Regions from separate parts of the Homo sapiens genome. Here regions 1, 2 and 4 are each linked to region 3. The links are chromatin loops, found by intact Hi-C in ENCODE. Cell type or tissue: PC-3. All regions are shown on one strand.

Region 1 (8,000 bases), 730 kb before region 3:
CACAATAATAATCAATATCACTTAGACTACTTATTGGGTACACACTGTGTGCCAAGAACTGGTAGGCACTTTATATACGTTATCTCATTTAATTTTCTCAATGATCTGGCAAGGCAGGCACAACCACCACTCCACTAATAAATGAGGGAAATGAGTCTTGGCCCAGTCAGATAATTAGTCCTCAGCCACATTGCTCATTTGTTCAAGCACTGAATTATGAACTCGGGTCTGTCTGACTCCAATGCCCACATTCCTTCCCTACACCATACTTTCTTAATACTTTGGGAACCGTGGTCTACACTCATTTCTTGATATCTGTGGGGGATTGGTTCCAGGACCCCATGGATACCAAAATTTGAGTATGTTCAAGTCCCTTATACATTTGCATATAATGGATGCACATTCTCCTGTATGCTTTAAATCATCCCTAGATTACTTATAATACCCAAATACAGTGTAAATAATTGTTATACTGTATTGTTTTTTCTGTTTTTTTATTGTTCTATTGTTAATTTTTAATTTCAAATAGTTTCAATCTGTGGTTGGTTGAATCTGCAGATATGGAACCCATGGATGTGGAGAGCTGACTATATTTCAAATAAGACTCTGAAACAAACACAACTTCTGATTTGGATATCTTTCTAGGTTCGTCTGGTTTGTTTTCTGGTCACTTTTAACATAGTAGTAATCAGTACTAGGTTTGAACCTTGCCTTTGCCACTTGCCAACTTTGTGACCTGCAGCACGTTACTTAACCTCTCTGAGGCTCAGGTTCCTCTTTCATGAAATAGTTAAAATAATAGAACTCACTTAATAAAGATGTTTTAAGAATTAAAGGAGATGATGCAAGTGAAAGTATATATCAAAATAATAGCGAGTGTGTAGTAGATGTGCAAGACTATTAATAACAAAGATACTAGGACTGGTTTTTGAACTTAGAGCACCTTGGCAGTGTCTCTTCTCCTTCCCAGTAATTAACTCAGTTGCTCTCTTAGAAGCCTTTTCTGTTCCATCAGGATCAGAAAACGTTTCCTTACACCCAGAGTTTAACAATTGAATCCAGGCTGTCATTACAAAATAAATCTTGATTCTCATACTTCAATTTTTAGCAGCCTGTCTTCTCTTCCTTAAGGTCTAAAGAATAACCATAAAAATAAAAACGTGATTCTGCTGAGACAGCATTAGAAAAAAATAATAAATGAAAACTAACCCTAATCAAAACAAATAACATATATCCAAGCATCTCAAACCTTTAAAATGTTGTAAAGGTAGAACTCATGTCTATTTACCTAGCCCTATGATTGTCATATGTTCTAAACCAAAAATTAGGACACATAGTCCAACAAAGAATTCATTTTCAGATTTGTATTCTGATTTATAGAATAAGATACATGGAAGCATAACAATTAAGTTGCATTTAGCTATACATTTTCTGAGTCATCTTTATTGAGAAGAATATGGGACACTATAAAGTTGAACTATCCTAAAGATTAGGGACATGTGATACTCTACACTTTTCTTTTGAATAAAAGCATATCAGTAATCTTTGAATATCCTTGAAAAGTACCAAGATAGAAGGTTATTAACATTCATTGCAATGTTAATAACTTTATTCCAGAATTTTCTTTTGTTTCTGTTGTATAACTTCACTTGTAGAACACCCATTAATGCAATACCAAGCTTATAGAAACACATGCTTTATGTAATTTTTAGTGTCGGTAAAAGTGATATTCAGAGGGAGAAAAGATAATTAGCCCCAGGGTTTGATAGACATCATTTAGTAGTCATCCTGTTAATCTAAAATCCTACACATAACCAATTAACCATTGTAATGAGAACTTTAATTTTTAAACTTCCTATCCAATTTCTTTCAATCATTGCTGCCAAGCATTTGAAAGCCAGTAATGCAGAAGGTGCTTTATAGGCCTGTGTTAGAAATGGTCACATCCCCAGGGAGCTAAAATCACAACAGATCACACAAGTAGAGTGATCTGCTTTTTATTGTGGGCATTAGATAACTTCAGCTTTGAAAAAAGTTGTGTTAAGGATGAAACCCAGCAACTTTTAGTGATAAAAAAACATTTTGCAACCATTGTTCATAGAATACACACCCAAGGCCATTTTTTTCCTTGATCTTTTGAAAGAAATTGTACTATCTGAAATGAATTCAGATAAAGGAGATTGAAGGCAGTGGATGTTCATAAAATTCTTGTTTGGATGTGGCAGGTCTCTGGGTGGTTTTTGCTGTTTAGGACCTTCTCTGCTTCTCTCCCATCCACTTTTCTCTTGTACCTATTCTTAAAGAGACCACCCTGTTAGTTTAGAGTGATTCATTTATACTAGTGGTGAAAAGGCATTTTCATCCACTACCATGAGGTACTATTAATCTACTGGGCCTTCATAAATTTCATTGTGAAGGGACTTAATTTGTTTCTATTATGAGAACTTTTGAGCACATTCAGTTATCATAATCAAAAAGCACTTAACTGCATGTGTGCTGTGCCAAGAGAATTACAGAGACACATTTTCTTCCCTCTGAGTGTTCAAATTTAGCAGTGACTGCCAGGTTGTGTGGATCACTGTGTGGAGGGACAGAATGATGCATGATCTTGGAGAGCAAACTTGGGGCTAAAGGTATCAGGCCAAACCAGCAAACCTGTGTCATAATTGGGAGTTTCGGGGAAACTAGTGGTTGATGTGAGAAATCCAGCCATGCTGGAGGCACAAACAGAAGCCCAGTTTGGTATATGTAGACTAGAGAACTGCATCCAGAGGATTAAGCATGGTAAGAGGGTACAAGACTGGAGTCCAAACATACAAGCAACTTGGTCAGGATTCATTTCAGGCAAGAAGAAACCGGGAATAGAGTTTTAGCCCAGATTCAAAACAGGTAGCCATGTCCTCCTAATTACACAGCCATGGTGAAAAATCTATATTCCTTCATTTGCCCCTGATTTTAAACAGCCTTTCTCTTGTATTTGGATCTGGAATACTGGTTTGGGCTGCTTCCTCAGGTGAGGCAGGCTGCTGCAGACTATGTGTATTATAACATATACTGATACACTACAGTGAGCTCTTGTAATCTTACCTTTATCTTACCTTTGAGACAAGATTAATATGAACAAAACACTTATTCAAAGGTCAGATGATATCTAGTGTCTGGGGTGTGGTTGCAGTATACATGGACCTTTTCTTAGAACTCCCCCTTTCTTGGCAACGAAATACAAAAATCAGGCTGACTTCCACCAAAGCAGCTTTTAACATTTACAACTGAGGAAACCAACTGATATCTAAACAGAAGGTTTTTTCCAATCTTTTCATCCCTAAGGGCAATAGGCTTTTCAGAAAGGCACCTTGGATTGTGGTAAACTCCAATGATCAGTAAATCTGTCCATTGGTAAGTATGAAATCAGCCCGTTTTTAAAAAACAATTTCCAATTTTTATTTATTTATTTATTTTTCTGGAGCAAAGGCGATTATTCTCTTAGTTACAGGACTTCATCTGGACCTCTAGTTTGATGACAGTAGCCACTATACTGGTCTCAACTGGGACAAAGATACTATTTCTACATAGTGTAAACACTGACCTGATAAATAGATACTACTGCTCTTTTAGAATAAAGCCAAACATAAACCTTGAAGTAAGTGAGAGGGGAGGAGACAAGGACTTTAGGGGATGCTTTAAAAGCTGCTAATTTCTCTTGATGCCATTATTCCTCTGTGCATGCTTAAAGGATTATCTTGATGTTGGAGTAATGATCCGGAGAGTATCGTTTGTAACCTTGGGGGTAGGGATGGGGTGATGGGGAAACTGTTCTAAATAAACTCTGAGACAGTCAGTTCAAGAAGAAAATTAAGGCTACACCTTGAGTTTGACAAATTAAGTTCTTAGTGATACTTGAAGAATTACCAGTGGCCTATGTTCCTAAGAAAGGAGTAAGAAGGCCGGACACGGTGGCTCACGCCTGTAATCCCTAAAGGCCCTCCCTTTAGGAGGCTGAGGTGGGCGGATAACGAGGTCAGGAGATTGAGGCCATCCTGACGAACACGGTGAAACCCTGTCTCTACTAAAAATACAAAAAAATTAGCCAGGCGTGGTGGCAGACGCCTGTAGTCCCAGCTACTCGGGAGGCTGAGGCAGGAGAATGGTGTGAACCCGGGAGGCGGAGGTTGCAGTGAGCAGAGATCATGCCACTGCACTCCAGCCTAGGCGACAGAGCGAGACCCTAGAACTTAAAGTATAATAATAAAAAAAGAAAGAAAAAAAAGAAGAAGAAGAAAGGAGAAATGGGAGGGAAAGGCACTCATCAGTTAGGTATATTTTACCTTCATAATAATGTTATGAGTGTGTATACATTATCATCTTCATTTTATAGTTGAGTAAACCGGAGCTCAGAGAGGTTAAATAACTTGTTTAAACACTGTAGTTAAGAATTAGGCCCTAAAGGCAAAGGCAGGTGAGCCTGTATTCTGGCTTCCCCTAATTTCTACCAGTATGACTTTGGGATAGCTACTTAAACTTTCTGTGCCTGGTTTCCCCATCAATAAAACAGGGACAATAATAGTACCTACAATCAATCATAGGAATTTTGTGGATATTTAATGAGATAATATGTATAAGTCACTTAACAGTGTTCCAGACACCAACTACTCAAAAAGGGTATCTGCTTTGTAGTTATCACCGTTATCAGCGTTATCCTTACCCCCTCTATCCAGATGTGTCAGACACCAAAGCTTATGTTGTTTCTACAACATTATAGTGCCTCCTAGTGGTAGCAAGAGTGGTGGAGCCAGAGAAAGTCAATGTGCATAAGTAGAAGATGAAAAGATAAGGCCATGAGAAAAATGAGAAAAGGCAAAATTTAAAAGGAAGATAAAAGGAGCTTTATACTAACAGGTGTAATCACTAGAAGCTCACTTGTAAGCAGTTGTCTCAGATGCCATACTCAGTGTATCCTGCACTAGAACAACCCTTTCTCTCTGAACCCCTGAGGTTACTAGATTGTGGAGAATAGAACCCCATGTGACCACTCAATGAGACTCATGGAGAGGCTTTCATTAGGCTTTGTTTGAGAAAGCCACTATGTAGAGCTCATCTAATAGATCTGAACCCTAACTCAAAGACATTTTCAAACTAGTTCCAAGGCCATGCACATGCAATGAAAAACACGCTTAACTGTGGGATACAGGGAATAATCGATCATTAAAGTATTAATTAACCAAATTTATTGAAAATTGAAATCACCCCAACTGTCAAATGAGTCATGCTCCATGGACTTTCTGCGTTCTAAATATTGCTCAAATCATGCAAATGTTGTGTGAAACTGTTATGTTGGCCGCTTTAATGCAATTTCACCTCATTTACATGAATTTTGATGTTGCTTAGGGATATTCAATACAACAGCACCCAACAAAGTACTCAAGTATGTACAACCATTGGAAGAGTAATGACTGTAACATGTCTAGATGTACAAGAAAGCTAGCTTCTTATAACCCAGATTGAGCTAAATTAGCCTGATGAATGCATTTCCCCTGCTATTGTTGGTTTGACCTTCATTTCAATATAAAAATGACAGAAAATAGGACCCTTTTTATTTGTTTCTCTAGTAGTCATCACCATTTCTACTGATTCATTGTCAGTCCCTACTCCATTCTTCAAGGCAATCAGCCAAATGCCTGCCACCAGAGAAATCCCTGGTTCCAAGCTTAAGTCACCTTCATAAGTACTGAAGTGCAACATACAAAACTATTGGACAGCAGTTGATGAGGATTTAATCCTTTTTGGACAGGTGGCACTTTTAAGTTCTGGGTAGAAAATTCCCACATTTTGAGATCTGGAATTTTGACCTGGTAGAGCAGCTGATACCTTAAACAAAGCAGTGTTCTCTTTATTCACTAGGTGGCAGGAGCTCCTTAATATATATGTGAGGGATGGCTATAAACACATGTTTAGACTAGTGCATCAGTAAAGCTGTCTTTTAGAGACAGATACATGAAAATGTGAGCCATGAAATATTAAACCAGAGCCTATGAGAAAAGAAATCCTCTGTGTTAACCACAGTAGCTTAGGATTTAATAGTAGTAGAACAAGGTGATTGTTTCTTTAAATAATAACAATTTGAAGAAATTCCATTAGTAGGTTTGTCAAAATGAAGTGAATTAATAAAATACTTTATTCCTATGTGTTTTGCTGTTTGAAAATTTACTTCCTTCAAGTCTCTGCTGAAATGTCATTTTATCAGCAGGGGCTTACCCTCTCTTATACTCCATAACCCTCTGATGTTGCTTTGTTTTACTCTACAGTACCTATTACATTCTGACATACTTTATATTTTACCTGCTTTTTTATTTACCGAGTGTCTCCCCTATCCCCTCTGGAATGAAAGCTCTATGGGAACAAGGACTTTGTTTTGTTCATTATTGTATTCCCAACACATAGAACACTGGCTGGCAGATAATGGGTGCTCAGTATACATTCAAGTGAATGCGTGGAAGAATTACCAAAAGGAAATTATTTTTAAAAGATAATTTTAAATTCAACTTTTAAGTCAGCTTGTATATAAAGCCAAGCTGATTTGTATATAAAGTCAAGCTGACTTAAAAGTTGAATTTAAAATTATCTTTTAAAAATAATTTCAATTATAATCAAAGTAAATCATATTATAGTATACATATTTTAATTTTGTTTTGCTATAATCATAAAATATTAAATACTATCATCACCTAAATGGATGTCTTTATGTTAACACTTGATGGTATCTAAGGTAATTAATTTTTAAGTAATTATGCCAAATTTGCCTGCTGTTTTTATATCATTAATCAAGATAATGAACCTTGTCATTGATAACACTATGATTTACTAGTATTTTGCTCTTTAATTTCAGTTTTTACTTCTGTTTTGAGTAGTAGTATAATATTTTAGAAAAATAAGGAATTAAAATGGTGATAAAATTAGGTGAATTTAGAGAATGCCTGTATTGTTATTTTTAAAATATCCAAACTGCCTCTACAAGTACATCTTTGAAGTTTTGGTTGTAGCATGGTAAAGAGAATCTTAGCAACCAGATAACTTTTGAAAAAACACTGAATGTTTCCAAGCTTCAATTTCCTTATCTATAAACACAAGATAGTAATTTCTGTCCTGCCTATTCATAGGATTATTGAGATATATAAAAATTATCTGGGAAATGTAAAATTCTATTCAACTGTAAGGAGTTATAGATGATGCTAGTAAGTAATTTAATTTGTCTAATGATTTTAGGAGCTACAGCAATCCCACTCCTAGGTATTTGCTCTGAAGAAAGGAAACCAATATATTGAAGTGATATCTGCATTCCAATGTTTGTTGCAGCACTATTCACAATAGCCAAGACTTGGAAGCAACCTAAGTGTCCATTAACAGAAGAATGGATAAAGAAAATGTGGTATATATACATAATAGAATATTATTCAGCTATAAAAAGAATGAGATCCTGTCATTTGCAGGAACATGGATGGAACTGGAGGTCATTATGCTTAGTGAAATAAGCCAGGCACAGAAAGACAAACTTCACATGTTCTCACTTATTTCTAGGAGCTAAAAATTATAGTAATTGACCTCATGGAGATAGGGTGTAGGATGGTTACTAGAGGCTGGGAAAGGTAATGGGGGTGGGGGGAAGTGGAGATAATAGGTATAAAAAATAGAAAGAATGAATAAGACCTAGTATTTCCTAGCACAATAGTGTCACTACAGTGAAAAATAATGTACATTTTAAAATAACATAAAGAGTATAATTGGGTTGTTTGTAACAAAAATAATAAATGTTTGAGGTGATGGATATCCTGTTTACCCTTATGTGATTATTATGCATTGCATGCCTGTATCAAAATATCTCACGTAACCCAAAAATATATACATCTACTATGCACCCACCAAAATCTTAAAAAGTACTTTGTTTTTAATACTCTCTTGTAGGACTTTGGATATGAGCGCTGTCTTAGCTCAGGTTGCCATAACAA
Region 2 (8,000 bases), 800 kb before region 3:
TCATCTTACATCACTTCCTCCCCTACATTATTATGCTCCTTACCCTCTAGGTGCACAGGCTGACCTTGCATTATTTGAGGTACCAAGACATTCCTTACATCAAATACCATAGATTCTGTTCTCTCTGCCTGGAATGCCAATTACTCCACATTCTTCAGGCCTCAGATTAATAGCCACTGCCTCAGGAATGCCTACCCAACCACCTCAACCTCAATTGAAATGGGTCTCCTCTGTTGTTCTCTTGCAAATACCTTGTTCTGTTCCTTCAGAACACCCATCAGTTTAGAACTACATATTTCGTTGTATGATTGGTTCTGTTTGTCTCCTACCAGTAGTCTGTAAACTCTACAAGGGCAAGAATATGTATGTTTTGTTTACCACTGTCTTCCCAGTACTTAGCACCGAATAGGCACATAGCAGGTATTCTGTAAATCTTTACTTAGTGAAAGTATAAATGAGAGAATGAAGATACATACGGGGAGCCTATTTTCTTAGTCTGAGAAGAAATTATTCATGTTTATTGTGTTGTATGGAAAATGATAACATCCTAGTTCCAAATTTTCATTTAAAATGCCTTTTAAATCTGCTTATGAAGGACTATCCTAATAATTGTTAGCATTTGTTAGTAATTGTTAATGTATGTGACTATAAAAGTCTTCTTATGGCCATTATTAAGCATGTGTTTTAGAAGCACTAAATATTTTAGTTATTTCAATACAAATTAGTAGTTACCTGTATAAGTCAATCACAATAATTCACTTAAAAGATTATGATAATGAGGTCACAAAGTTAGAGAGAAGTTCAAGTGCATTTAAATGCCAACCGAGTAATACTAATTGTTCTATACTCTTTTCAAGTTCTTTTCCTGGAGTGTAATTTTATCTCTTAAGGAGAAATCACGGTACATTTTGAAATCAATTTTTTTCCCCTTTTCAACAACTGTGATAGTTAAAAAATGCTAAAAAGTAATATTCTTAAAAGTATTTCCAATAAAAAGACAAACACTAGCATTAAGTCAGCTTTCAGATCTTCAAGGGAAGGCACTATGTTATCTTTATGAGGGTATAAATTATTATTATTGCCATATTGGTTTATGTGTATGGATAGTGAATATAAGTGAATTTTATATAAATTAAGGACCAAGGTACCATTTTTAAAACTATCTATAAATTTAAATTTAGGCAGTTATTTGAATCCATTATAGCAATAATACAAATGAATTGCCACTGCACCCTATTGAGAAGCTTTGGTTTCTGAAGGTTATGATTAGTCTGTATTAGGGATGTATTTTATTCTGAGAGTAAGGTAAAGCAGCATTGATGGAGCCTTTCCAGTGAGGGATATTATATATGAATGTACACTTCCATGAGCAGAACTTGCTGTGTGGAATACAAAGTGCCTTGCTAAAGCCCAAACTTTTTTTTAAAGGCATTTTGTTTCTCCTTCGCACTCTGGCCAGAGAAGTAGCTCCACAGGGTCCATTTGGATACTAAATAGGATTAGGTAAAGAGAAGACTTTAATTGGCTTGCCAGTTGTTTTCCTGAGCCTTACTTGGGTATGTGAAAAATAGTGTGTCTGACTCTGTTCTGAACAGATGGATGCAGAATCCTGGCCACCAACTGTTCATATCCAGGCTCAAATAAGCTTCCTCCAAGGTGGCTGCTTTCCCCAGGGGGAGCCCACAGCTGGCCGGAAATGGGCACTCCCTTGCAGCAAGCTGGTGACTGCAATTTTACAGCCCTGTTTATGGAAGCTGTTTGGGTAGAAAATCATTAAGCTACCTTTCCTGCTTCCAATCATTGTAGCCAAAAGTTAAGGTGCCAGCACTACTCATAATCTCTGCTAGTTGATCTCTGGATGGTGTTGTTATCAGTTGAAATAGGAAATAATAGTCTACCACAACGAGTACATGTTGAAATTATGCCTTTGAAAACATCTTGCCATTAGACAAGCAACCAAACAAAACTCCTTCATTTCAGATGGTGCACATTGATTTTGTTTATGTAATTGATATTGACTTTAGTCTTCTAATATTGATATGGTTTGGTTGTGTTCCCACCAAATCTCATGTTGAATAGTAGTCCCCATAATCTCTGTGTTTCATGGGAGAGATCCTGTGGGTGGTAACTGAATATAGGGGTGGTTGCCTCCATGCTATTCTTGTGATAGTGAGTGAGTTCTCATGAGATCTGATGGATTTATAATGGGGGGCTTTTCCACCTTTTGCTCTGCACTTCTCCTTGCTGCCACCATGTGAAGAAGGACATGTTTGTTTCCCCTTCCACCATGATTGTAAGTTTCCTGAGACCTCCCCAGCCATGCTGAACTGTGAGTACAATGAAACTTCTTTCCTGTATAAGTTACTTAATCTCAGGTATGTCTTTATTGGCAGCGTGAGAATAGACTAATACAAATATTATTGTACTTACATTCTTATTATGAGGGTACTTAGAAACAAAACTGACATGTCATATTTTCCATTATGCATTCTTCTCACAGAATGCAACCTATAGATTAAAAATATATTTAAAAAATCAAGGCCAGAACATCTAAATATTGTTCTCTAGGAGTGAAATAGTCTAGATACACGGTAACAGTCACACAGTATATACTTGTTGATTAGCAAATTGTTCACACATCTTTGAACATTTCTTAGCTTCTTTAAGTCTCAATTTCTTTGCCTATTCCCAATGCTGGCACAGTTCCTGGAATATAGTAGATGTTCCATAATCACTTGCTGAATTGAATTTATGTAATTACATTAGTTTTGGGAATAAACATAAAAAGGTGTATGAGTGCATGTGTGTGTGTGTGTCTTTGTTAACAAAAAGGTATATATCTTAAAATTCCTAGCAAATTATTTTAATAATATACACTTGGCAACTGGACAACTGTCATATAGAGATTGCATGCTCCATTACAATCTGTTATATTTACATTGGCTATTCTGAAACTAGCAATTTAGTGTGTCTTCTTCCTGATATTCATATTTGAAATAGAAATTCTTGGTCCCATGAGCAAAACTACTTGAAAATTCTGCAATTTCATGTTGCTTAAATGTGTCTGGGGAATCTCTAAAGTTGAATAAATGCCTTAGGAAATCCACCTACAATATCAGGATATAGGCGTCTAGAAGCAGCAAATCAGTTCTTAGGAAACAGAGAAAAGTGACAGAGCCCTCTGTACTTCGGAATTAGGACTGGAAACAATGTTTTGAAGGAACTAAAGGGAGACAGGTGCAGACCAAATGAATTAAGGACACCAGGGAGCCACAGGAGACCAGTAAGGAAATGAGAGGGAAGAATGCTAGAGAAAATACAGCATAAAGAGGAGGTGGTAGAGAATTTCTAAAAAAAAATGATTACAGGGACTGCTGAATTGCCAGGAGAGAAACAAACTCGGCCTCCTTTCATGAAATCCCTAAGTATCAACTCTCCCTTTCTGCCAGTATCTTCAAGAAGAGTAACAAAGGAACAGCAAGAATGAGAGTGAGATAATCATGCTTTTAAATTCATATTCCATTTCCTTGGTCATTAGGGTTTGTCCATGTCCCATTTGGCCAGAATTCCCTTTTTGTTATGGGGAGTTCTTTTCTTAATCGCTGGTTACGGAAACACCCAGAGTATTTCCAGTCATTGGAGAAGTGACTGGCCAGATGTTTCTTTTTTTTCTCCTTCCAGAACTCTTTGGTAAGGATTGAGGAGGTATCCTGAAAGTCTTCCTTCCACAGTTCAGGGTTTGGGCAGTTCATAATGTGGAATCTTTATTTAGGATACTTAAATCTATATATGTTTATACAAATAACTTGTTTTTGTTTTGTAGGAGGGTAGTGGGTTTTAGGAAGGTTTCGTTTACATATTTGTGGCAAGACACAGGTTTTATACCCATCCTTTCACTACTGCTTTCTCAACAGCCCAACAGAGAGCCGGTGATAGAAGCAGTTGCTATGCCCCTACAGAGCCTGGTTGTCATCTTTTGTTTCTTTGTTGGCAGGGCGGTGGGGCGGGACGGGAGTGGGAGGGTGTTGAGCCGCAGGGATCCAAATGATTCCTGCCTGAAGCTGAAGACCTTGTTGGGAAGGGACGATGGGAATAAACGTGCTCTTGATTCCCTGATTCTTCCCCCTAGAGTGTTCAGCTCTTTGTATTTCCTCCCCTTGGTGGTGTGATGGTCTTACAATGCTCCCTCTTTGCAAATACCTATATCAAAAGCTGGGAAAATGGGAACACACGGTTCAGAGAACTCCCCCTGGCGTCACTCTGTACTACCTCTCTTTCTGAAACTGAATCTGGTCCCCCTGCTCAGGAGCACAGAGACCAGCCCGGAAGCCGACCTTGGGCAGCTGCCGCCACCCAGGGAAGGGAACAGTTGGAAGCTTTGGTGTTCGCCCACCGCGCCAAGAGGAACTCTTCCCGGTAACTAGCACCAGCCACGACTCCAAGCCTGCCTTATTGTAACCTCTAGCGGGTTCCCAACTCGGCAATAGCTTCTCGCTCTCCTGTCCCTGTTCTTGCGGAGGAAAATTTAAAACGTGCGTGCACATATACGCATTCACACACGCCCTTCTTTCTTTACTTAAAAAAAAAAAAATCAGTAAACGTCCTTCGCCCAAAGAATGTTCGACTCTTCACGCTCTCTTTTCTTTACCTAGAGGTCAGCAGTCCCTTGGGAGCACACGCGGTGCTCCCTAGCTGCTCTGCGCGCCCCCTACCTGCCTACGGCTGGGGTGGCACCGCGGGGCAGGAGGCCTGGGAATCCGCTAGACTCCTATTTCTCCAGTTTGTGCAGCTCCCCTGGCTCGGCACTTGGTATCTCCCACGGTCTTGCTCTCTGTGGGAAGCCGGAAAGAAGACTGCTGTGGGCGTCGCCGCCACCCCTCCCGGAACCAGAGCCTGCTCTAGCGTGCATCCAAGCCTCCTACTTCAGACTCACATCTGGCCCAGTCGGACAGATGTTAGCCGCTGGAGAGTGCCTCCATGCGAAGCGCCCCAAGTCCCGAGCATGCCCAGTCGGACTACTAAGGCTTCTGACGCGAGTTTCTGGGCGTGCAGATTCCGCTTCTCCGCTTTTTCGAGGAAGCTGAGGAGGGTTGGGAGGGAGGGAGGGATCCAGGGCTTGGGGCAGCGCGCTGGGTTCGCCCGAGTACGTGCCCTGGTGCCAGGCTGGGTGAGGGGCGGAGCCGTTTAGGGAGCCCAGGAACCTGGGCGGCCAGGCAGGGCAGGATCCCTTAGCGCTCCCCTCTTCCCCCAACCACCTTCAGGTGGACGTCGTTACTGCTGATCTGATGCGCCGCCAGTAGGCTGCATGTGGCCGGCCGGCCTTGGCGCTCTGGGGTCACACTGTCAGCAGGACGCAGTCGGCGGTGCACTCTCACCGACAGACGCACGAGAGCTTGTGGGTCGCTTATGCACCGCATTCACGGGCTTTTGGCTTTTCTGGAAGGCGGGGGAGAGGAGAATAAGAAAAGGAAACCAAACAATTTCTCTCCCCCCGCCCTTTTTTTTTTTTTTTTGCCAAAGTTATACTGGCAAAAGACTTCGCATTCTAAGTCAGTCCTGAGGCTTTGAACATAGAAGCAGTGATTGTGCTCCTGTGTGTGCGCTCGTGTGCGCGCGCGTGTGTGTGCACGCGATGTTTGTGTATGTCATGACTAGGTAACACTGTCCCAGGCTGATCCTGGGGTTGACAAATACTCATCCGAACCCCCCACCCCACCCCTCACCCTCAGGAGAAAGTAATTAAAAAAAAAAAAAAAAAAAAAACATCGAGTGAGTCACCTGGCCAGGCATCTATCCACTGTAGTAGGAAATCTAAATTTTGTTGATCCATATTTCCTTCCTCTGCTTCCATATCCAGCTTTCTCCTTCCCCTCTCCACCCTATAACACCCTGATCTTTCTCATTGCGACTTCCCTTCCTCTGCCCGATACTTGCTCCTTAAGCCCTTCTCCTCTTTCTCCTCCTCCTCCTCTCCCTCTCCTCCTCCCCCCACCTCCCTCCACCTCCCATCTCAGCTGCGGCTAAAACCTGGAGTCTTGGGGAAAAGGAGAAAAAAAAAAAAACCTCGGCTGTGAAGCTGTCAAACCGGGCATGCTCAGTAGACAGGGCAGGTTTTTTGGTCTCGAGTAGCGGAGAAACATTTTTTGCACCACCGCGACCAGCCTTAGAGCGCGGCGGCGGCGGCCACGGCAACATCAGCCCAGCCATCAGCCGAGCAGACGCCCAGCACCCGGGAGCGCGGCGAGCTTCGGCTCAGCCCGGAGTTCACCTCCGAGTGCCCCGGGGGCTGAGCTCACCCCTTCTGCTCTCTCACACACGAACACTCTCTTTCACTCACACACACACACGTATTCACACTCTCTCGCACACACATAGGACCCTGGGCGCAAGCACCCTTCTGGCAGCGGTCGTCCGCTGGTGCAATAGTAGCTAGGTTCGGTTCCTGCCTCCGGCGGCCGCCGGTTTAGAGCACCGCTGCCAGCAGCCGGAGGAGAGCAATGCGGGGGCCCGAGCGGCAGCTCGAACAGTAATGTGGATTTACAGTCGTTTCCCGCAGGAGTCGGCCGAGACGCCCTAAGTCCCGGGCACTGGCAGCGCCCGGCGGAGCCGAGCACCTGGCGAGGGGGCGGGGGAACAGCACCTGGGGACGCCGCCGAAACTTGCGCTTGGAATAGGTAGGTGCGTTTCTCCTGGCTCCCACCCCATTCCTTCTCGCTCCCGCCCGCCACCCCCAACCTTCTACCCCAAGGACTACAGGCGAACTTCGCCCCGAGGCTGCAGGCGGCGGATGGCGGCTCCTGGCTGTTAGCGGCCGGTTGAGTCCGCTCTGGGACTCCTGCCCGAGGTGGCAGAGCCTCCGCATCCTTCTTCTCCCGGTCTCCGCCGGCCATGGGGCTCTGGACCATCTGGGGCAGAAGGGAGGTCGGCCTTGTTCGCAGTTCAAGCTTCCAGCGGGCCCTGGGGACGCTGCCCTTCGAGGGCTCGCTGGGCTTCCCAGGCGGCACTTTTACCAACCAACTCCTTCAGTTCTGAGAGGGAGCCTCCTCGCCTCGGCTCTCGCGCAGAGCCCAGTCACTCTAACAAGTGGACCTGGGTGCTTGGGGTGAGGATGGGAGGCTCGGTCTAAAAAGAAAGAAAGGGGCGCTTCTCTGGCATCCCTCCCACCCTGGAGCGTTCGCCTGGGGCTCTGCCACTGGGGTCCAGGTCCTGCTGTCTCCGCAGAGAATATGCCCAAGGGCTAGGACGCACTTTAGTACCTGTTTGCTTCTGAATTTCTATTTGAGCCTCACTCAGGGAGCCCGGGTTCCCGGGGGAACTGCAGGACCTCCTAACCTACGCCGCCGTCGAGGGCCCCACCCGATGCGTCCTCCCTATACCTTTGTCAATCTTTGTCAAAAGAGATAGTCATTACAACCCAGGCGGTGCTCCAGGAGCCGTCGGTGTTGACTTTAACCATGCGCTCCAATGTGCGGGTTTGTGTGTTTCCGCATTTCATCCAGAGACTTGGTCCCCGAGATTCAGCAACGGCCAGCATATCTGCGAGCGCCAAGCACCCGCTAGGCAGGCTTGGGGAAATGTAACCTCACTTTCTTCCACTCCATAACAGGAGGATTGCCAATTTAGTTTCAGGATGCTTTGCCTAGAGGCGGAGAAGGGGAGATTGTTAGCGCTACTTGGTGAGTGGATGTGTTTGCAGTCAGGAGTGTATTTAAACATTTCAGTGAACCCGATGCAGTCAGTTGTTTACAATTGCGGAGACAGAGGATCTCACTCCACTAGTAGATGTTTCCACGTCTGTGTCGCCACTGGGAGAGTAGGGGCGGGGGCGGGGGCTGGTTTGCAGCTCGTACTCGCCGTCGGCAGCTTCGGGTTGAGCAGATCTGCATCACTGCTACTGGCGATATGCTAATAGGGGTAGAAAAGCTCTACATCTCCAATATGAAGCAATTGGTCAGTAAACGTCCTGAACTTAACCGTTGTTTTCCTGGGATACCAACCTG
Region 3 (8,000 bases):
GGGCTCTTTTTTGGTTCCACATGAACTTTAAAGTAGTTTTTTCCAATTCTGTGAAGAAAGTCATTGGTAGCTTGATGGGGATGGCATTGAATCTATAAATTACCTTGGGCAGTATGGCCATTTTCACGATATTGATTCTTCCTACCCATGAGCGTGGAATGTTCTTCCATTTGTTTGTATCCTCTTTTATTTCATTGAGCAGTGGTTTGTAGTTCTCCTTGAAGAGTTCCTTCACGTCCCTTGTAAGTTGGATTCCTAGGTATTTTATTCTCTTTGAAGCAATTGTGAATGGGAGTTCACTCATGATTTGGCTCTCTGTTTGTCTGTTATTGGTGTATAAGAATGCTTGTGATTTTTGCACATTGATTTTGTATCCTGAGACTTTGCTGAAGTTGCTTATCAGCTTAAGGAGATTTTGGGCTGAGACAATGGGGTTTTCTAGATATACAATCATCTGCAAACAGGGACAATTTGACTTCCTCTTTTTCTAATTGAATACCCTTTATTTCCTTCTCCTGCCTGATTGCCCTGGCCAGAACTTCCAACACTATGTTGAATAGGAGTGGTGAGAGAGGGCATCCCTGTCTTGTGCCAGTTTTCAAAGGGAATGCTTCCAGTTTTTGCCCATTCAGTATGATATTGGCTGTGGGTTTGTCATAGATAGCTCTTATTATTTTGAGATACGTCCCATCAATACCTAATTTATTGAGAGTTTTTAGCATGAAGGGTTGTTGAATTTGGAGAAATAGGAACACTTTTACACTGGTGGTGGGACTGTAAACTAGTTCAACCATTGTGGAAGTCAGTGTGGCAATTCCTCAGGGATCTAGAACTAGAAATACCATTTGACCCAGCCATCCCATTACTGGGTATATACCCGAAGGAATATAAATCATGCTGCTATAAAGACACATGCACACGTATGTTTATTGCGGCACTATTCACAATAGCAAAGACTTGGAACCAACCCAAATGTCCAATAATGATAGACTGGATTAAGAAAATATGGCACATATACACCATGGAATACTATGCAGCCATAAAAAACGATGAGTTCATGTCCTTTGTAGGGACATGGATGAAGCTGTAAACCACCATTCTCAGCAAACTATCACAAGGACAAAAAACCAAACACTGCATGTTCTCACTCATAGGTGGGAATTGAACAATGAGAACACATGGACACAGGAAGGGGAACATCACACTCTGGGGCCTGTTGTGGGGTGGGGGGAGGGGGGAGGGATAGCATTAGGAGATACACCTAATGTTAAATGACGAGTTAACGGGTGCAGCACACCAACATGGCACATGTATACATATGTAACTAACCTGCACATTGTGCACATGTACCCTAAAATTTAAAGTATAATAATAAAAAAAAAGTTTTACTATTGTAAAAAAGAAAGAAAGAAAGAAAGAAATCAGGAAAGGGAAACCAATGAGGCAAAGTTGCTGGTGCCTCATGTGGAACAGAGAGGAAGTGCCTGCATAATCCAGGTTGTTGGGGCCACAGTTCCCCTGATAAGAAAGGCATGCAGCAGCTTCCTTCGGTCTACTGCCTGCAAACTCCTGCCTCCTCTACCTTGGGAGAATAATGGCTGGACAGTGGGCCGGGCGTGGTGGCTCACGCCTGTAATACCAGCACTTTGGGAGGCTGAGGCAGGGGGAATCACATGAGGCCAGGAGTTGGATACCAGTCTGGCCAACATGGCGAAAACACATCTCTACTAAAAATACAAAAATTAGCCAGATGTAGTGGTACTCGTTTGTAATCCCAGCTACTCAGGGAGGCTAGGACACGAGAATTGCTTGAACCCGGGAGGTGGAGGTTGCAGTGAGCCGAGATCACACCACTGCACTCCAGCCTGGGTGACAGAGCAAGACTGTCTCAAAAAAATTAATTAATTTTTTTTAAAAAAGGCTGGATATTATTGTTTTTCTCCCCTGGATGGAAGACCAAACAGACAAGGTTGGGGCTAAAGTGGGTATTCGAGCCTTCCTATGCTCCGTTCTTCTGCTTCTTGTAGCTATAGAGCCCCACAGCAGGCAGAACGTGGGCAGTCTTTGCAGAGGGAAGGATTTTGCCATTAACCCCAGGAAGAAACAGCACTCTTCAGTCTTTCTTTGATAACGCGTCCTTAGCTGCATAATAGCACTGTGCCAACCATTTCGACTGAAATCCATTTAAACAAAGGAGACACCCAATTTAACATCTAAGGCTAGGCATATCTGTGATGTCAATAACCTATTTGATTCATTCTATTCACATATGTGACTGTTTTAACTGATAATATATATGTGTGTGTGCACACACGCACGTGTATATGCAGAACTGAACTTTAGGTGGCATTATGTATAGGCTCAAGTTCAAGTCTGTCCTATAAAGTACAGTCCAACTGCTTTTCCCAAGCCTTCCAAAGGCTGGTATAGTTATTAAAATTTGAGCAACTACCCAGGCTGAGTTTTTTAGAATATAATGGATTGATACTGAATTACTATGCCACTTTGTGTAATCGTTGGGGGAGGGAGTAGTACAGCCAGTCTCTACCATTGTGTCCAGGCTGAATCCTGCTCATTTTGGGTAAAAAGAATATAATTGTTTAACATTTTAAAAGGCAAATAAAAGTGCTTAAATATTTTGTAATTTGCAACTTGAAAAGAAAACAGTAATGGGTTTCCAAGTACATGTGTTTACTTTTAATGAAGTGTTTATTTTTCATGGTTCTATTGGCAATAAAAGAACAGCTCCACATCAAAAGCCTTCAGGGAAGCAGTTTTCATTTGGAGGACAGTGAGATTGCCAATAATTCTGATTTTTTTTTTTTTTTTTTTGGAAAAAGTAAACTCCCTAGACTATATTTCTAGATATAGCTTATAGCCTATTATCCCAGGTAATTATTTTTTGTCTCTTACTCATATAGACAAATTACAAAACCTTATGTACTATACCCTAAAAAGATTTTTAAAATTTAAGTGACATCAAGATCAGAGGGCTCCAGAATGTTTTAATGAACATGTTTCCATTATCCTCTGTGCCTGTTCATTTTGTTGGAAGAATGATTCATTCATTTCAAATTTGGCAACTTAAACAGCAGCAAATTATAATTTTCCCATCATAACCCAAAGTCAGTATATTGGCTTCTCAGCCTTTGAGGGCCCTTTTGTACCTTCTTTTGCTTTGACAACAGCACCCTCTGCTGGGTTTTGTAATCCATCACCTCTAATGGGATCGACCCAAATCGCAAACGGAGGCCTCCCTGCAACGTTGCACACAGCAGGACATGATTCATAAATCAGTGTTCCACCCTGGTGATTCATTACCAGATATATTTTTTCTGTAAAACAGCACAGCTCAAGGAAGTTATCAAGAATTCAGAAGCTGCAAAAAATACCTTCGTTTGATTAATCATCTCTCTGACCTTTTTCTTCTTCTTGAACAAGGTTAATAATACTTGTTATCACTCAAAGTTAAACTGTATTAGCTGCCAAGTGATTTTTATTTTGCAAAGTCCTGTTATCACTGCCGAGACGCTTCAAAGCTGGGATTGGTTACATTCCTCAGGTATGACCCCGAGGGACACCTGACCAATGCAACGTTTCCCACTGGAGAGGTCAGCAGCTTCCACAGTGACCTGGAGAAGCTGACAAAAGTGGAGCTAGATACTTCCAACCGTGAAAATGTCCTCATGTCAACCAACTTGACGGCAACTAGTACCATATATATTTTAAAACAAGGTAAGATTGTTTCCAACGATATCTGACTGTAACAGCCCCTATGTCAACATCCACCTTGAAACCTGCGTACACCATTCATAAACAGAATTCACCTCTAGCTGAGAAGATGTACTCTTCCTGTTTTCCAGCTATGGAAGTTGAAACACAGACAAAATTCACACCTTTTACAAGTTCTCACATCAACTTTGGGCCCATCTCTGTGGGAGTCATGAGGTTCAATCCCTGCCAAGTCTGCTCTGCTATCAACTTATTTCCCAATACCCAGCTGTTTGCAAAGGTCTTTCAGGGTCTGGCTAGGTTATATTAAATAAATGGAGCCTGGGCTCCAGCTGAGCTTGGCATTCTAGATCAATGCCAACATGGGTGAAGAAAAAGGAAAATCTTAGGATACAGACCAAGCAAGAATATAAGTGAAATGAGAGAATTAAAAACTCATTATATTTGAAGACAGAAAAGTAAGGAAGAACAGAAGAAGAAAGGAAGGAAGGGAGATAGGATTTGGAATGTCTTAGAAGCTAGAGGACAAGTGCACAAAGAGAAATTGCTTTCTCTCTGCCCTGTCATTAAGACCTCATTCTGTTGTTAGGTGGTGACACCAGACACTCTAAGAGTACACTAACTTTTGTTAGTGGTATTTTGTGGAGTACGGCAACTGTGATGGTGGGCCCAGGTGGTAAGGTGCTACGTTGAACTTCACACTCTTCTCATTCTAGCTCCCAGCATATCAAACTGAGGAGGCTGATCCAACAAGTCAGTGAGGGAGGGAATTCTTTAAAAATGAAAAAAGAAAAAAACAAAAACAGCCTGCAGTGTTAGACAAGAGTCTTTTATCCAAGAAACAGATACTCCAGCTGTGAAAATAACAAGACCCAAATGGATAGGGAACACGTTTGCCTGTCAGAGCGGTAGTCTAGCCCAGAAGGCAGATAGGACCACAGCACCCCACCTGCTTATCCCCCAAACGTGCCTCCTAAAACTAAACCTGTCTCTTTTCTGCTTCCTGCTCTTCCCTTCCTTCCCCCTCTTCCTCCTTTGCTCTTCTGTCTACAGAAAATACTCAAAGTACCTATCGGGTGAATCCAGATGGTTCCCTGCGTGTCACTTTTGCCAGCGGGATGGAGATCGGCCTCAGCTCAGAGCCCCACATCCTGGCAGGGGCAGTCAACCCTACCCTGGGCAAATGCAACATCTCATTGCCCGGAGAGCACAATGCAAACCTCATCGAGTGGCGGCAGAGGAAGGAGCAAAACAAAGGCAATGTTTCGGCTTTTGAAAGGAGGCTGAGGGTAAGGCTTGACTTTACACAAGATATAGAACTTTTATAGGTGTTTTGTTTGTTTGTTTGTTTGTTTGTTTGTTTGTTTAACTGCAGAGCCTCCCTAAACTGAAGTCCCATTTCTCCAAAGCTTTTCTAAGTGACTGACTGGCTTATATGATATACTAATTCAAAAGAGGATGCTAATGGCCGATAATGGTTCAGTATCCTTAAATGAGCATTCTAATAGGAGCTTTCTTTGTCATTAGCCAGCTAAAGTGCTCTAATAGTAGCAATTTCACCAAGAAAGTCTGGCTGGAGAAATGTGTTTAGTCAAAGGAGGCCCTCCAGCACCCCTCCCAGCATGCCCTGGAGATGTCTATCAGGTTCACTGAGTTGACCGAGGTCCCTGCTTTCCAGGTAGCTCTTTGGAAAGACCTCGCAGGTACACACAAAAGGATGTGAGACAAAAGGCAACATTTGGGCAAAGACAAGAGGAAAAATCAGTGAATTATAGCATTGCCATGAATACATATCCAGGGCCAGAGGGATAAAGGACTGGTACTGAGATTGGGCTGAGGTACTCAGAGCTGCCTGGAGGAAGTTATAGATTAGGGAGTTTTAAAGTCCTTACCAAGCACAGTTCACCAGAGTTAACCAGGAGACCTCGGTCAGCTTTTCTGCAGCACACAAAGCCTACAATCGCCATAGCACTCTGTCTACCTGCCTCCTCTTGAACGTTAACCAGTGTTAGGATGATGTGGCCAGCTTTCTACATGTAGTAACATTCAATATCAGCCCTAGAGCAACTGCCAGCCTGCGGGAAATAATCACTCACTATTGAGGCCAGATCTGCTTTGAGCACCTGTGTCACGCCTGATATACCGGGAAGGTTTCTGTTATATATAAAGTTTCGGTGCCGCAAAAGGAATAGCACTCGAATATAAAATTTTCTTTTTAATTATCAGTAAGGCAAGTTACTTCTATAGAAGGGTGCGCCCTTACAGATGGAGCAATGGTGAGTGCACACTTGGACAAGGGAGGGGAAGGGGCTCTTATCCCTGACGCACGTGTTGCTGTGTCGTTCCCCTATTGGCTAGGGTTAGACCGCACAGACTAAACTAATTCCGATTGGCTAATTTAAAGAGAATGACGGGGTGAGTGTTTTGGCGGGAGTCAGGGCAGAGCAGGTAGCAGGTAATCTGAATGAGTTAGGGTAGAGCAGGTGATCCGAATGATTTAGGGTGGAGCAGGTAATCGGAATGAGTCAGGGTGGAGTAGGTAATTGAAAAAGGTTGCTTTACGAGGAAGTTAAGTTTAAAAGTAGAAGGCAAAGAATTGAACATACTGACATATTAATTATTTGAAAAGAAATGTAGAACTCATATCAAAAATTTGGTAACCTTAAGGTTGTGGAAGTGCAACCCCCAAACAACCACCCAATTCCAGAGAGAGGCAGTCAAACCGGTCATATGGCTTGATATGAACAAAATAATCTACAGCAGTGCTCACTTTTCTTTTTTTTTTCTTTTTTTTTTTTTGAGACAAGAGTCTTGCTCTGTCGCCCAGGCTGGAGTGCAGTGGTGCGATCTCGGCTCACTGCAAGCTCTGCCTCCCGGGTTCACGCCATTCTCCTGCCTCAGCCTCCCAAGTAGCTGGGACTACAGGTGCCCGCCACCACACCCGGCTACTTTTTTGTATTTTTAGTAGAGACGGGATTTCACCGTGTTCGCCAGGATGGTCTTGATCTCCTGACCTCGTGATCCACCTGCCTCGGCCTCCCAAAGTGCTGGGATTACAGGCATGAGCCACCGTGCCCGGCCAGTGCTCACTTTTCAATCAGTTCTCTTGGTGACACACAGCCACAGACTTTAGTGGGTGGTTTTTTTGTTGTTGTTTGGTTTTGTTTGGGTTTTTTTTTTATAAAGCTACTGAAATTTGTATGTGCACAAGTCAATTTTTATGTTTCGATTCTATTGACAAGTTTCTGACAGAATATTTACCAGATATGCCACTGAATGGAGAAGTGAAACCAATCCAAATATCAAACCAATGTGTGGGTAGCAGTAAAGATTTCTATCGGAATTCTTTGAGAAATAGGACCTCCTGGGTAGAACCCTGGATGGGGAAGTTAGAGAACCTGGCCTTGATACCCTATTTTACAAACGCTTTAAGAAATGCCTTGATTTTTTTTTTTCACCTGTAAAATAAAAGTGTACTACTAGAGAAAGTAAGAATTATCTACATATGGCTTATCGACCTCATGGACTCATCACAGAAAAATTGTATTGAAGACATGATTTCTTAGTACCTCTCCCAGCATATAGCCTCAAAAAAACTTTCTGAACCAAATCATATACTATGTGACTTTGGGATTTTTCATTCTTTAGGATAACTCATCCTATATTATGTGACCTTGGAAGTTTCCATTTTCTAGAACAACCCATCCTGTTTTCTGTCCTCCATATGCACAGATAATGGAGAGAAACTATAAACTGTAATTTACACCCCATATCCCAAATTGTTCTTAGTGCTGAGAAGCTAATTGTCATAAAACATTTGGGAGCTCATTAGTGTTAAGAAGTAAAGTGTTTAGTTAGTACTAATTATAATGTGACCCATTTCCGATCCTGTGGCAGAGTTGAGCAGATTTGCGGACTGGACTATAAGGGCAACAAATTCAAGGCCCTCTTCTCTATATCACTTCTAGGCTACTCCCTGAGGTCCTGTGACTGAAAAATGAGGCCCCTTATTGGCCAGGTGGTGTTACCATGGCATGCCCCAGAAGTCTAATAACAATAACAATCATTTACATATGTTTAGTGCCTCAGAGTGAACAAAATGGTTTCATAGCCAGGATTTTATTTGATCACCACAGCTGTCAATTGTTACTTTCAATTTACAGATAAGGAGACCAAGGCCCAGGTAGGTTAAGTGATTTGCCCAAAGTCAACCAGCTATTAAGGATCAGAGCCAGAGCTAAAATGCAGGTCCTCACCTAGCATGGCAC
Region 4 (8,000 bases), 310 kb after region 3:
ATATCACAACATTACATTTTTATCTTAAAGGACAAGCAAACTTTCAGGGTTGATAATGGGATAAGCATGTTTGAGACTGGTTACCTTCTGGCAGTTCACTGCATCTGGATATTTCTGAAAAGTATAGAGAAGCTCTTGGATTTTAAAAATATCTTAAAATACTTTTAGATGAAAAAATTGTAAAAGTTCTGCTTATAAGTTTACTTTTCTCCACAATTACAATATTTAAAACAAAGTTTTGTTGATTGACGTTTTAAGCATTTAAATTTAGAATGCTAAAAACAATTCTATCCTACACTTTCTTCAGGGTAGGGGAATAAATACATCCTTAACATTGTTTTCTGGATGTAAACAGAAATCCAGCAGAGGTCATCATTATTTAGTACAACCAGTAAATAAATGTAAGAGAATTCATATCTGTACCAAATGCCTCTTCAGATTGTTATTTTGTTTTTTTTTTTTTTTAAAAAAAAGCATGAAATAATCGATTCAAAAGCCAACTAACAGCGCATAAATAAAATATTTACTTTCTAAGAAAAACTGTAGCTTATCATCAAATTGTTTACTTGTCCTTTACGTTTATTCAGGCAAACAAAACTGCCCCTCAATGCACTTGATCTTGGTAAGCATAAGCATGTCATATTCTCCTTAGAGAAAAATCTGTACAGAATTTCACTGTATCTACCACACTTTAAAATTTCCTCTTCCACTTAGAAAATGACTTCACCACAGATTTAATTGTGTACTGGTATTAAAACATTGACACTCCAAGAACCTAATGAGAGAGAGAGAGGGGAGAAAATCTCGTTAAAAGTCATTCATTTCTTTAAATATATCCATAAATATTACATTAATACTTTATTATGTTAAATAACATGCTAATAAAACCACTTTGAAAACTTCCCCTCTCTTCAGATGTATAATTCTAAAATTAAATTGACCATGATATATAATGAAATAACATCAGGACTAATCAAGATGCTACTTACCTCACATATAATTAAAGTAGGAACCTTGGATTAATTATGCTTATATGTACCACTAATGTCTAGATAATACCCTAAACATAGGCACTCAACATAGGTATTTGTTAAATGAATAAATGAATGTGCTTCTTCACATATATTTCTGGCACAGGTTCCTTGGAAAGGGGTTAAGAAAGTCTTGCAAACTTGGCTATTTGTGCTGGGAAGTGGATATGGTTTTTCAAAAAGGCATTTGAGTATGCAGACCAAAAAAAATCTAAGAACAATTCAAGTATGTAGAAAGCAAGAAGCTTTCTTTAGAAAATCTGGCCAAAGTGAATGGAACAGAACTACAAATTTTAAGAAATCAAAAGGGTAAGGTAAAATCTGGGCAAAATGACTTACATTGATGCTTTCTATATACTCCAACTGAGAAAGGAATGTTAGGTAAAATCTAATAATTACTTGTCTAAAAGTAAAAGCAGATGATGAATGGAGCAACTCTCCCTTGTTCACTAAACAAGAATGGCATGTGACTCTTAGTATATATACTAAAAGTTAGGTTGTTCAATTAAAATTCTAGCACTTATGCCCATTAAGTAATATTTTAGAATACTATAATAAGCTATTAAGAACTGATATCAAAGCCAGATGTAATGAGCTGAAATATTACAAAGAGCTCTTACTTGTAAGTTAAATCTCTTATAAGTTCTATGAACAAAAGTCATAGAACTCATGTATTGTTTTGAGCTGAAGAAACTGTGTATTTGCAGATCCAGAAACAAGTATCTGATTGCAGCCTCTTTATAATGAATTATCAAGTAGTGTTTGGAATCCCAAGTAATGAAAACAAAGAGGACTCGTGCACCCAATTTCTTACCTGTCCATTCACAGTAACTACCACACTACTAATCCCTTGTCCTCTCCCCTTCCCGCATGCTTCAGGGTTCTCCTTTTTTGGTTCAAGTCAGAGTTTGGGTGGTTAGAACGTTTCCACCAAAAAGACCGAGATAATGTTTAAAGGCCAATTCTTACCATAACACTCTATGAATCTCGGTAGAAAAGGTCTGATGATGAATGAAAGTACAAAATCTTAATTAGCAATTTAGTATTGAGTATGGGATGAAGACGAACTCAAGTTCTTTCCAAACAGAGTGCCTGACTAGAAAGCACCCAAACACTTGAGATTCTTTTTGTTTTGTACAGACTAGGTTATAAGTAGATTCTCTTACTAGAACATTAAATTAGCTCCATTACATGGAGCCCTTCTTTACCAATTTTATACTATAAATAATTCTAATAAGAGAATCTCAACACAAGAGAATGAGAGTAGTGACACTTTCTTTTCTGTGCCAACACAAACTCTGCCTGTTTCTGATGTTAACATTAATAAATACTTAAACATATTTAATATCAAACTTCAGTGTATTTTGGCAATTCTGGCAGAAAACAACTGTTATCAAAATGGTATAAACCAATTTTGTGTCCAAATATAAAACCAGCTACACCATAAATCTAGAATTTTATGTATATGCAACACAAAATATGTTCAGAGTTTTTATATTACCACTCCTGGATAATGTGAAAATCATGTTTAAAAAGATATTTTTACGATTTATTTAGAAAATCTTGTTTAAAAATTAAGTGTTTAAAAAGATATTTTTTATGATTTATTTAGAAAATCATGTTTAAAAATTAAGTGTTTAAAAAGATATTTTTACAATTTATTTAGTAACAAACTGAAGTGTCTACATTAGGGTGCTTTGAGTTACTTCCCTTAGAATTGGAGAATCTCAGAACTGGACATTAAAGAATTTAAATCCCAATTTTGCTACTGTTTAGATGACTCCGGTATTATGGGCTTCAGTAAGAACAGATGTGGGGTATTGTATAAAGGCAAACAGAATTTGACATTCAAAATTTTCCATTATTCCATTTCTTAAGTTATGGTTAAGACAGTATGGAGTATAGTTTAGTGTATATTTAAAAAATAAACTGTTAACTTTAAAAAAAAAATTACATGGTCAAAGACTTCTAAAGACACCTAAGCCTTTAAAGATTACTGAGCATTCAGTTATGTGACTGCTGCCATCATGTGGTAATGCTATAAAACTACAGTTATAAGTACATGTGCTAATTTTCCTAATTTTTGTAGCAGAAGCAGCTAAACTATTATCAAATTAAGAATAAATAAAAGCCCCTCAGTTGTAACATTCAATATACATGAGAATGCTATAAAATCACTATAAATAAAAAATGACTATTAGGCCCCTATTTTTCTCTAAATGTTAAATGTCAAAAATAGATACACATAGTTAATATTGCTGTTTCATTATTTTAGTAATCTGAAGAACACCTTTTTGCAAATCTAGTATGTAACTAAGAAAACGAATGTTAAAAGTTCTCCTGACATTAGACAAATACATTAAAAAATGGTGATCCTAACTGCCCATATTAATTTTGATCACAGTTAACCATTTCGATTTCTTAATTACTTTTGTTGGTGTTCTCATCCAAATGGGGATTTTAGTTTTGGGAAGCACAACAGTAGAAGACAGCATGAGATTATTAAATCAAAAGGAACTGGCATCAAATTACTACTCGGACACTTGCTAACTGTATAACTGAGCAAAGTCACTAAATGATCTCTTCAGTCTCAGCTTGCTATGGTATGAAAGTGGAAATTCCCATTACCTTTCTCACACGGTTGCTGAGAGGATCAAAATAAATCATACCTAGCACAGTGTCTGTCACCCAAACTCTCAGCTACTACCTTCCATACTTTTCATTTCAAAGTGATAGTCAAGGTGCACTAGAATATGAATTCCTTAAGGACAGGGAGTGTCTTATTCGCTTTAGCACCAACTTCTGATGTAATAAATTGTTGAATAAATGCATTTCATCGCACCTGCTTGAAAATATTCCTTTACCCCTCATCACAATCACTACCTCCATGTTTTATTTAACAAACTAAGATGATACATACTGTTAGATTAATTATCAAGAAAACCATAAACTTCAGTGTGCAGTTAAACTATAGACTTATGAGTGCAACAGGTCATTAGGTACTATAAAGTCTTGCTACTCAAAGTATGGTTTGCAGACCTGAAGCACTGACAGCATTTGTTAGCAGTGCAGAATCTCAGGCCACACTTAAGACCAATTGAAGCAGATTCTACTTTTTTTTTTTTTTTTTTTTTTTTTGAGACAGGGTCTCGGCTCTGTCACCCAGGCTGGAGTGCAGTATTGTGAACACAGCTCACTGCAGCCTCAACCTCCTGGGCTCAAGCAATCCTCCCACCTCGCCCTCCTGAGTAGCTGGGACCGCAGGTATGCATCTTCATGCCCAGCTAATTTTTTTAGTTTTTGTAAAGATGGGGTCTCACTGTGTTGCCCAAGCTGGTCTCAAGCTCTTGGGCTCAAACAATCCTCCCACCTTGGCCTTCCAAAGTATTGGGATTACAGGCATGAGCCACTGAGCCCGGCCCCTTGGCCTTATTAGTAAACATGTTAGTGTGAATTAGTTTGTCAAAATAGTTCTAAAAGCTATCTGAAAGCAGATTATGAGGTAGGAGAGGGCAAGGTGGGAATGGTAGAAATTGTACATAGAAGGCAGGCCTTTGAGGATGGTATAACCGTCACCTGAGGCAGTAGGTGTGAGGAACAAGGAACATAAAATGGGTAGATTCTAAAAAGGGAGATGGCAGGGCATTTAAATGATTTATTCATTTGACAAAACTAAATATCTATTGTGCTGGGCAGAACTAAGAATGAATAACATCATCACTGCCTCAGGGAGTTCAGTCTAGTGAAGGACCAGGGCATGTAATATCCTATCTCACTACACAAGTCTGGTAATTATTACAATAAAGTGTGTACAAACAGTTAAAGAAGGAGAGAAAAAAAAATCTGTGGAAGTCAGCAAAAATTCCACAGGTAATGTCAGAATTAGTATCAAAGAAAGACTTTACTAGGAGGAAAAATAAAGGGGAATTTCTGGCAGAAAAAAGCTTATACAAAGTTATGGAGTCAGGAAAGAGCATAGTGTATCTGAGTGGAACTACAAGATTTGATATGGCTAGAGCATAGAATACATGTAAGGAAAAGGCCAAGGTTAAGATGGCAAGGGAACCAGATCATAAAAGGCTTTGTTTGCTAGGCTGAGGAGCTAGAATTTTCTTCCTAATGGCAATGGGGGGGAAAAAAATCAATAAAAGACTTAGAACGATAAGTGAGAATATCAGATCTGCATTTTTAGAAAGATGACCCCACAAGAGGCATAAAGGAGCAGCGGGACTGCAATATCAGCTTAAAGGCTTTGCAACAGCCCATGTGAAAACTGAGGAGGACCCGAATCAAGGCACTGTCAAGGAGAATATGGCACAGGGGACTGATATAAGAGGTACTTAAGAAAAATAACTGACAAAACCCAATAATAACCAATTAAGGATGGTGGGAGTGGTAACTGACTCTCATCCTAGATAGCTAGATACCCTTCTCTTCATTATCAAAGCCTTTGTTCAAGTTCTCATTATTTTTCACCATGCCTTTATATGACGCCCCTCATTCATCCTGTCCCATCCATAAATGTCAAGGAAATCTTTCTGAAACACAATTCTGATCATGCCATTACCTTATTTAAAATCTTTCAATGGGCAACCCATTGAAGAACAGTACAAACCTGGAAGAACAGTCCAAATTCCTTAATATTCAAGTCCCAGTCAGCCAGGATTCAAAAGTACTTTTCTAATCTGTCAACACTATTGCAGCACTCTCTTCCCCTCCCACTGAAATCCTGCCTGCCTGCCTCTTTTTCTCACATCCAGCTGTTTTCATCTATTCTCAGTATGCTGCCCCAGGTCTTCAACCTCAAACTGAGAGACTGCCTATACTTCTGATTTTGCAATCCTAGGGTACATTTAAATTAAACCTACTGATTCATCCATAATTGAAGCTGGATCAAAGAAATCAGGCTTCAGTTCTGTTCTCTCTCGTCTGTTCTTTGATGGTGGCTAAAGGAAAAAAGGAAATAAGTTGACATTAGTTTAGCTATATCTACAAACCAGATAGTAACTGAAAATATCCAAGTTCTTCACATGGTCTATGTGATTCCAAGTGTACCTGACACAATATTTTAAAAACTCATGGAAAATTATCAGCCGGGTGCGGTGGCTCACGCCTGTAATCCCAGCACTTTGGGAGGCCGAGGCGGGTGGATCACGAGGTCAGGAGATCGAGACCATCCTGGCTAACACGGTGAAACCCGGCCTCTACTAAAAATACAAAAAATTATCCGGGCGTGGTTGCGGGCGCCTGCAGTCCCAGCTACTCGGGAGGCTGAGGGAGGAGAATGGCGTGAACCCAGGAGGTGGAGCTTGCAGTGAGCTGAGATTGTGCCACTGCACTGAAGTCTGGGCAACAGAGCAAGACTCCATCTCAAAAAAAAAACTCATGGAAAATTATCCTAAGAGACAAAAACCGGAAAACTCACTTTTCATTTTACTTTAAAAATCATATTCCTTTCGAGGCACCAAATTATACCATTCTAAAAATTTAATTATTTAAGAAGAATACACAATATACTAAAAAGAATCATAAGACTGGACTTATAAGTATCAACTTTACTGTTTGCTAGTTTTGCCTCTTTGGAGAGAGTAAGCTTCAATATCCTCAATCCTTTCAACCTACTTCACAAAGTTTAATGAGATATGTAGCAAGATGAAATATGTAAAACCATTTTGTATATGATCAACCCTAACCACATATTTAATTATTAATAAAGAATACACTCCTACCTGTATTTAATTTCCTTCCAAGTTTAAGTAATTTTACTTCATTATCTGATACGGAATTTGTCTCAACAAGTAGTATTAATATATTGTTTTGATAATGGTATACTTTTATACTAACTCATATTTTTTAAAATGCATAATTAAATAAAAATTGATTTTCATAGTCAAATTAGTATTAATCAAAATATACCCTTTAAACCTATATATTCCTAAATTAATCTCAGAAACAAACAGACAATTGTTATCATCTTAATCTAGGATCTACCACCTTCACCAACCTTACTCTCTTCTAAATCCCTTCCCATATATCTAAACCCCTGGCAACTATTTTAATATTTTTGCAAAACTTACTTCTCTTGGTAAGTATTTCTCTACTCTAATAAATATCCAACATAATTTTCAAAAGATCTAAACTGAAAATCTTACAGAAATCATTAAGTTTCTTACCAAATCTATATCCATGGTGTCAAAATCCATTCCCTCATTAAGATCCTCAATCCTCCCTTCTGAGGACATCATAACATCTTCCACAATTGGCTCTTCATCATCTTCCATTAGGCTTGTGCCACGCCGACTAGAGAAATATAAAACAAAGTCAAGATCTGAACTAATGTCGTGACTATTAATATCTAGGCAGCAGTATGTGGCTCTCTATATTCAAGTATAATGGAAAATGATGGAATTAAAGGTCAGGGAGAATGATTAGGCATTGATTATGTCATCAATGATATCAAAACCCAATGTTTACTTGTCTAAAAATGCTAAGGAGTTATGTTTATTCTACATTACTTCAGTACATTTAGCTTTATAGTTCTGATATCCCATATACAAGGTTCAATGAGAATTTCCCACATGGGAACATACAAGATACCTCAAATCCTTTTTGAAAGTAGGCAGGGTACAAATTAATAAACAAACATAAAACAGAGACCAAAAAAATGACATTTTCAGAAAACATATATTTTCATCAATATATAATGCTAATTTTACCCATCATCACTCCCTCATTCATTCAGTACCTAATGTGTACCAGGCATGCGCGCACTCACTCACACAATGCCTACTACGTGACAGGCTTCTACTGTGTCCTATGGATGTTAAAAAAAAAAAAAAAAAAAAGATGAATAAGACTAAGACATGATTCCTGCCCTCAAGGAGCTTACAGTCTACCATGGCAAACAGAGATAAACAATTAATTATGACAAAATGTGATAAATATTACAAGAAAACTATGCATCAAGTG

The links. A loop is a pair of places that touch in the nucleus more often than their neighbours do. Peaks named below come from ENCODE experiments on the same cell type or tissue, not always from the same donor. Only the 100,000 strongest peaks of a DNase experiment are listed, where the experiment ranks them.
Region 1: a loop joins it to region 3, with 20 times the contacts of the local background. A loop is called at or near these places in 20 of 110 quality-filtered maps.
Region 2: it touches region 3 in a loop (7-fold over the local background); 2 of 110 quality-filtered maps call a loop at or near these places.
Region 4: a loop joins it to region 3, with 10 times the contacts of the local background. A loop is called at or near these places in 2 of 110 quality-filtered maps.

The regions. Positions count from the first base shown.
Region 1 is chrX:125,129,244-125,137,243 of GRCh38, reverse strand. All of the region lies in intron 3 of TENM1 (teneurin transmembrane protein 1), which reads left to right. Among named protein-coding and RNA genes, the nearest start is that of TENM1, 71 kb to the left of the region's middle. In PC-3, CTCF peaks have their summits at 4,768 (motif pointing left) and 5,880 (motif pointing right); no DNase peak of the experiment used is centred here.
Region 2 is chrX:125,202,478-125,210,477 of GRCh38, reverse strand. It overlaps TENM1 (teneurin transmembrane protein 1), which reads left to right and starts at 6,166. Exons shown (of 35, transcript NM_001163278.2): 1 at 6,166-6,674. It overlaps LOC124905211 (a long non-coding RNA gene), which reads right to left and starts at 6,018. Exons shown (of 2, transcript XR_007068314.1): 1 at 5,779-6,018; 2 at 2,358-5,436. In PC-3, a CTCF peak has its summit at 4,645; a DNase peak (open chromatin) is centred at 4,787; H3K4me3 peaks cover 3,906 bases; H3K27ac peaks cover 399 bases; H3K27me3 peaks cover 1,975 bases.
Region 3 is chrX:124,402,052-124,410,051 of GRCh38, reverse strand. TENM1 (teneurin transmembrane protein 1) reads left to right here. Exons shown (of 35, transcript NM_001163278.2): 29 at 3,563-3,735; 30 at 4,786-5,021. Among named protein-coding and RNA genes, the nearest start is that of SH2D1A, 59 kb to the right of the region's middle. RefSeq lists an enhancer at 2,839-4,038. In PC-3, a CTCF peak has its summit at 3,206 (motif pointing left); a DNase peak (open chromatin) is centred at 3,231; H3K4me3 peaks cover 327 bases; H3K27ac peaks cover 343 bases.
Region 4 is chrX:124,093,349-124,101,348 of GRCh38, reverse strand. It overlaps STAG2 (STAG2 cohesin complex component), which reads right to left. Exons shown (of 35, transcript NM_001042750.2): 33 at 7,205-7,331; 34 at 5,900-5,977; 35 at 1-775. The coding sequence ends at 752. Among named protein-coding and RNA genes, the nearest start is that of STAG2, 140 kb to the right of the region's middle. In PC-3, a CTCF peak has its summit at 3,064 (motif pointing left); no DNase peak of the experiment used is centred here.